Linked DNA regions of Homo sapiens: region 1 is linked to region 2. Evidence: chromatin contacts called from ENCODE Hi-C or POLR2A ChIA-PET data. All regions are on one chromosome and are shown on one strand. Each heading gives the region's core, a stretch centred on a gene start or an enhancer-like site at or near the end of the contact. The rest is flanking DNA. Distances are from core to core; before and after follow the strand shown. Region 1 holds the start of SNRNP27 (small nuclear ribonucleoprotein U4/U6.U5 subunit 27). Region 2 has its middle 15 kb from the start of ASPRV1.

Evidence for each region. Hi-C counts contacts between places; a loop is a spot of excess contacts on that map. ChIA-PET counts read pairs that join two places held with the same protein, here RNA polymerase II (POLR2A). Pooled maps may share reads with other maps.
Region 1: a pooled map shows a loop between it and region 2 (2.5-fold over the local background). The contact joins the promoter of SNRNP27 here to the enhancer-like site in region 2. A Hi-C loop is called at or near these places in 3 of 50 pooled maps. POLR2A ChIA-PET finds 5 or more read pairs at or near these places in 5 of 52 experiments (A549, Panc1, activated CD4-positive, alpha-beta T cell and 2 more).

What each region holds. Positions count from the first base shown.
Region 1 is chr2:69,892,536-69,895,307 of GRCh38, forward strand. It overlaps SNRNP27 (small nuclear ribonucleoprotein U4/U6.U5 subunit 27), which reads left to right and starts at 1,421. Exons shown (of 6, transcript NM_006857.3): 1 at 1,421-1,483; 2 at 2,559-2,679. The coding sequence starts at 1,450. RefSeq lists enhancers at 1,046-1,981, 1,724-1,783, 1,982-2,772.
Region 2 is chr2:69,945,466-69,948,165 of GRCh38, forward strand. It overlaps a transcript of ASPRV1 not described here. Among named protein-coding and RNA genes, the nearest start is that of ASPRV1, 15 kb to the right of the region's middle. RefSeq lists an enhancer at 1,018-2,217. Within about 2 kb of position 1,271, at least 12 of the 41 ENCODE cell types and tissues checked have a DNase peak (open chromatin) inside an H3K27ac peak, as active enhancers do; they include Panc1, where a contact is called at or near this core.

The sequences.
Region 1 (2,772 bases), core at 171-2,670, 53 kb before region 2:
GGTTGGGACAGGTATTAAACAGGCCACTCTGAATGTATAAATCTAATTAAAAATTTATGTGATTGGTGGGCATTTTTTCCAACCTAATAAAGTCCCTTTCCATCCCCCAGCTCTTTGTATTTTAAAAGCCAGGTCACTAGACTTGATAATTCTAGAGAGAGCTGACTGAAAAGAGTTGGTTTGATTAGAAACAGAGGTTCAACACTTTTACACTGTTGGTGGGAATGTAAATTAGCTCAACCATTGTGGAAGACAATGTGGTGTTTCCTCAAAGACCTAAAACCAGAAATACCATTTGACCCAGCAATCCCATTACTGGGTATATACCCAAAGGAATATAAATAATTTTATTACGAAGATACTTGCACGCATATGTTCACTGCAGTACTATTCACAATAGCGAAGACATAGAATCAACCCAAATGCCCATCAATGATAGACTGGATTAAAAAAATGTGGTACGTATACACCATGGAATACTACACAGCCATAAAAAGGAACGAGATAATGTCCTTTGCAGGGACATGGATGGAACTAGAAGCCATTATCTTCAGCAAACTAACACAGAAACAGAAAACCAAACATTGCATGTTCTCACTTATAAGTAGGAGCTGAACAATGAGAACACATGGGCACAGGGAGAGGAACAACACACACTGGGGCCTGTAGGGGGAGGAGCTGGGGAGAGGGAGAGCATTGGGAAGAATAGCTTAATAGATGCAAGGCTTAATGGGTTGATAGGTGTAGCGAACCACCATGGCACACATTTACCTATGTAACAAAACTGCACATCCTGCAAATGTACCCTGGAACAAAATAAAATAAAATAAGAAATAGAGGTTTGAGTCTTTCCTGGTAAGCATATTTATGCTCTACCACAGACGGTTCAGCCTTGGGGCAAGACAGTCTTTCTCCTAATTTTTGTAGTTTTGAACATTCTAAAGTTTTTGTTGTTGTTGTTGTTGTTTTCCCTGAGGACAGAGGCAACTTTGGGGAAGTACTTTGTCGGGTAGGATGGAATCTGGGGCCTTTAGTTTTCCTTCCAAGAGCCCATAGGAGGTTTTGGGTGCCTTCTCAATGCTGGCATGAGAAAATATAAAGCAGATGGACAGTGAACTTTGGTATATTCACTCCTTATGAATGTTATGTGGAAAAGTGGAAGAACATAAGCTGTTTGTCTATGCTATGTTTACAATTGGTTTGCTCTATTTTGTGCATGTGGACAAAAATGGGGGAAAAATGAAAGCTGTGTTAGGATAATGGGTATACGGCTGAATTTTCCAGGAATTTCTATAATAACACCAAATCGCATGTTTTAATGCCCACCGTGAACAAAGAAGACCGGAACCCTCGCAACTCGTTTTGACGTTTTCTGGTCGGCGGTAAAAGCTCGGTTCCCGGCCCTCCCGGAAGTTGTTGCACAGTTGTTTCCGGGAAGCGGGACTCCAAATGGGTCGCAGTCGCAGCCGCTCTCCACGGAGGGGTGAGTCCTGTAGCAATTCGGAGGATATGGGGCTCTGTTGGAGGCCTGTCCCTTTTGTTTTATTTTGTTTTGTTTTTGGTAGCCGCGTAGCAGAGAGGCGGGCCCTTTTCCCAGGCGGAGAGCGAGGGGTGGATAAAGGAACGTAGACCTGGGCCCTGCCCTCTTCAGCCCGCCCTCTCCGGTTTGAAGGCAGTTGTTTGTCTCTGAATTAGTTTCATTAAGTCTTTGTCACCTTCATACAATAACTTTTATTACACTGTGGCCGGTGGGTTTAGAATTAGACCTCAGTTCCTTTGCTGAATTTCTGGGCGACGGTGGGCAAGTCACTACTCAGCCTTTCTGAATCGAATTCCCAGAATGAGTCATTGAGGGTAGTATTGCCAACTTTTAAAAACTGATGTGAGAATTAATGTCACATCCCATAACATACAGTATGTGATTCTGCCTGGTTCTTAAATACTTAATAAATGTTAGATTCCTGCCCAGGTCATTACAGGGAAATCGATATTAAGAATTTTGAGTCCTGGGAGCTCACTTCGTAATGTTTTCTGGCTACCAGCCCCATAAATGAGGCAGCGCGACGTAAAGAACCCTGGACTTCCATTAGGAGATCTAACTTAGACCCTCGGTTCTGCCCCTGATTCGTTTTTTTTTTAAATCAATTTATTTATTTTTAATGAGACAGAGTCTCGCTCTGTCGCCCGCCCAGGCTGGAGTGCAGTGGCCGATCTCAGCTCACTGCAACCTCCACCTCCTGGGTTCAAGCGATTCTCATGCCTCAGCCTTCCGAGTAGCTGGGATTACCCGTCCGTGCCACCACGCCTGGCTAATTTTTGTATTTTTATTAGAGACGGGGTTTCGCCGCGTTGGCCAGGCTGGTCTCGAACTCCTGACCTTGTGATCCGCCCGCCAGCCTCACAAAGTGCTGGGATTACAGGCGTGAGCCACCGCTCCCAGCCTCTTTTTACCTTTTTAATGTGACTAGTAATGGTTTGCATTATTTTTCTACTGGACGGCGCAGCTCTAGATATTTGAGGTAATTATCAGTTCTGCAATTTGTGTGCGTTTGCATTAGAACGTAGGCGTTCCCGGTCCACATCCCGGGAGAGAGAACGCAGGCGCCGAGAAAGGTCCAGGTCTCGGGAGAGAGATCGGAGAAGGAGCCGCTCGCGATCCCCGCACCGAAGACGCTCCCGGTAAGGGCAGAAAATAAGCCAAGAGTTTTATTTACCGAAAGTCCCTAAGAAACTGGTCGCAGCTCTTAACTTTGTTTTCATCGCTTATAAGGG
Region 2 (2,700 bases), core at 21-2,520:
GAGTCATTGCCTCTGCGAGTGTCCTTGTGGAGACTAGATGAGGTAGATGTGGCTGCTGGCTGCTGGCTGGGTTGAACATGTTGCCCAGAGGAAAGGGAAGCTTTGTGTTGGGACAGAGTGACTAACCCACTTTCAGGCAGACGGCAGGGCAGGCTCTAACTGGCTGAAGCTTCCGGGAGCCTCCCCGGCTGTGGGTGAAGGCAGCGTGTCTGGTGAAGGCAGGCTAGGGATGTAATGGGACAGGCGAACCATCTTATCCAAAGGGATGACCACAGGAAGAGCCAGGACGGAGGCCAAGGGCATGCACCTGAGGCCAGGTCTGAGCGGGTGGACTGGGGGTATTGGAGCTAGAGAGGCCCACTCAGGCCCTGGAGAAAAGGGCAGGGGCTTTTCTAGGATGCTCTTGGCCTTGCCTGGGGGCAGAGGTGAGGAAGACAGTCAACGCAGGGAGCTCTGTGTCAGAAATACGTCTGCCTTCAAAGAAAGCAGCCATCCTGGAGGAGAAGGCACCTGGGAGGGCCTTAGGGATAGGGGAAAGAGAGAAAGGCACTGGCCAACCAACACCATTGGCCAGCCAGACAGCCGGGCTGGGTGACACCTGGAGATAGCCCCCAGCCATGCACAGGGACCAGTGGGCGTGGGAGAACCAGTATCTGTTTAGTTACAAGCAGAACATCCAACACACTCGCCTTGCCACGCTGATACTGTCATCCCCCAGAAGGCGGAAAAAACCATTGCTGTGAAGCATTCGAGCCAGTAATGACCAACAGAGACCAATAGGCTGGCCAAGTGGAAATAGAAACTCAGGGGGAGTGCCCATGTCCCCTAGGTACCCCGGAAGGTGGTCCTGGGTGATGGTCACGTGCACAGACTCTGGTCAAATGGAGCTAAGGGTCGATGCCAACTCCACCCTTAACACCCTCGGTGACCCCAGGCAAGTATCTGGGACTCTGCTGACCCGGTCTGTAGAGTGAGGATAATAACAGCATGTACTTCCCAGGGCTGCTAGGGGGATTAAGTAAGGTAAAGTATGCAAACAGCTTTTCCCCATGCCTGACATGCAGAAAGCATTCAGTACATATGAGCAATTATAATCATTTTCCCAGCCAAGGAGAGAACGTTCGAACACTGTCTGGCATGTGACTTGGATTTTCAGAATACAAAATTCCAACACTCAGAGAAGAAATAAGCTTGGAAGGGAAAATTACATTAGAGGGTGGGGAAGTGTTCAAATATGTCATTCTGACTGTGCTGTTTAGACAACAAACAGTAGGCAGGAAGTGGTTAAACCGAAAGGGGGAGCAGAGGGTGACTCAGGGACAGAATGTGGGCATTGACAGTGGAGGGGTGGCTATTTTCCAGGTAGTATCTCACCTATGTGCTGTTCGGAAGGTCAAAACGACCCTAAGACCCCGCCAGCCCTACAGGGCAGTTCCTCTCATAGAGAGACCAGATCATACAGAGGTGGCTCAGAGAGAGAGACAGAGGGAAGCCCTTGCTAAAATGCCCATATGTTGCAAGTATCTCATCAGAAGAGGCCAAATGACTTCAGTTCCCGCATTCACACGTACCTTTGCACTGCAAATTCAGAACAACCGTAGGTAGAGCTCTACCCAGACGGGGACAACTCCACACTTCAAGTATGACCTCTGAGCAACTGCAGAGGTTGTGATGATTCTTGGCTACTTTGCAGTTAATAACTTTGGTCAAAGAAGCTACCAGTCAATGCAGACTAGCACAGGGCATGGAACAGTGTGTGGCCCAGAAGAGGTATCAGTGGAAGAGTAAAGAGATAATCAGGATGGAACCTGGCCCTGCTTTCTTGTCACCACACTTTATAATGTTAGGGAAAAGTATTCTTTTGGAACTCATTGCAGCAATCCCATTGCTTTCCCCTGAAAAACAGGTGTGTTTACCTCAGGGAAACAGTGAATCATGCAACAGATCATCTTTCTCTTCTCCCTTTGGCTGTCAGGAAACTCAGAGCCAAATTCACACTTCACCTTTAGTAATTTTGTGAGAACCTGTAATGTGCATGTTTGTGACCCAGTTTCCCCTTAGTCTCTTCTCTGGCCTTGGCTTTTACTCAACATCTTTCCTATTTTAGTATTTGTAATTTTGGAAGTTACTTCCGATCCACCTTTGTAGAGAACAAGAGGATACTGCCATGCGGAATCACAGTGTAAAATAAAAAATGCTTTTGCAAGCAGACGGAAGTGAGGTTGACTAAGCAGGAGTGAGGTTATTGGGGTCAAGGGTGTGGAGAGGGAAGGTGAATGTGAGGGGTTTTTGGTTTTTTTGTTTGTTTGTTTGGTTATGGAAACAAACTTGCCAAGGACTAGGAGGGTGGTGCCCCAGGGCTGGAAATAATCCCTCCTGTCTAGAAGAACTGGGGCTCCTTTGGGGATATCCGCAGAGGCCAGAGGCAGTGGCAGTGCTGACCTGGGTCTGATTCCCCTGCCAGAAACAGGAAGGAATGCCACCCTTTCTCCTCAACTGGAGAAAGTTCGTTGGATTGCAAGTAAATGAGAATAGTGGTTCTATGGAACTAGCTTTGAATCGGATGTTACAGATTTTTTAGGAGTAAGCCAGAGAGACAGAGGGAGACCCCGTCTCTCAAAAAAAAAAAAAAATTAGCCGAGGTAGTGGCCTGTGCCTGTGGTCCCAGCTACCTGGGAGGCTGAGGCAGGAGAATTGCTT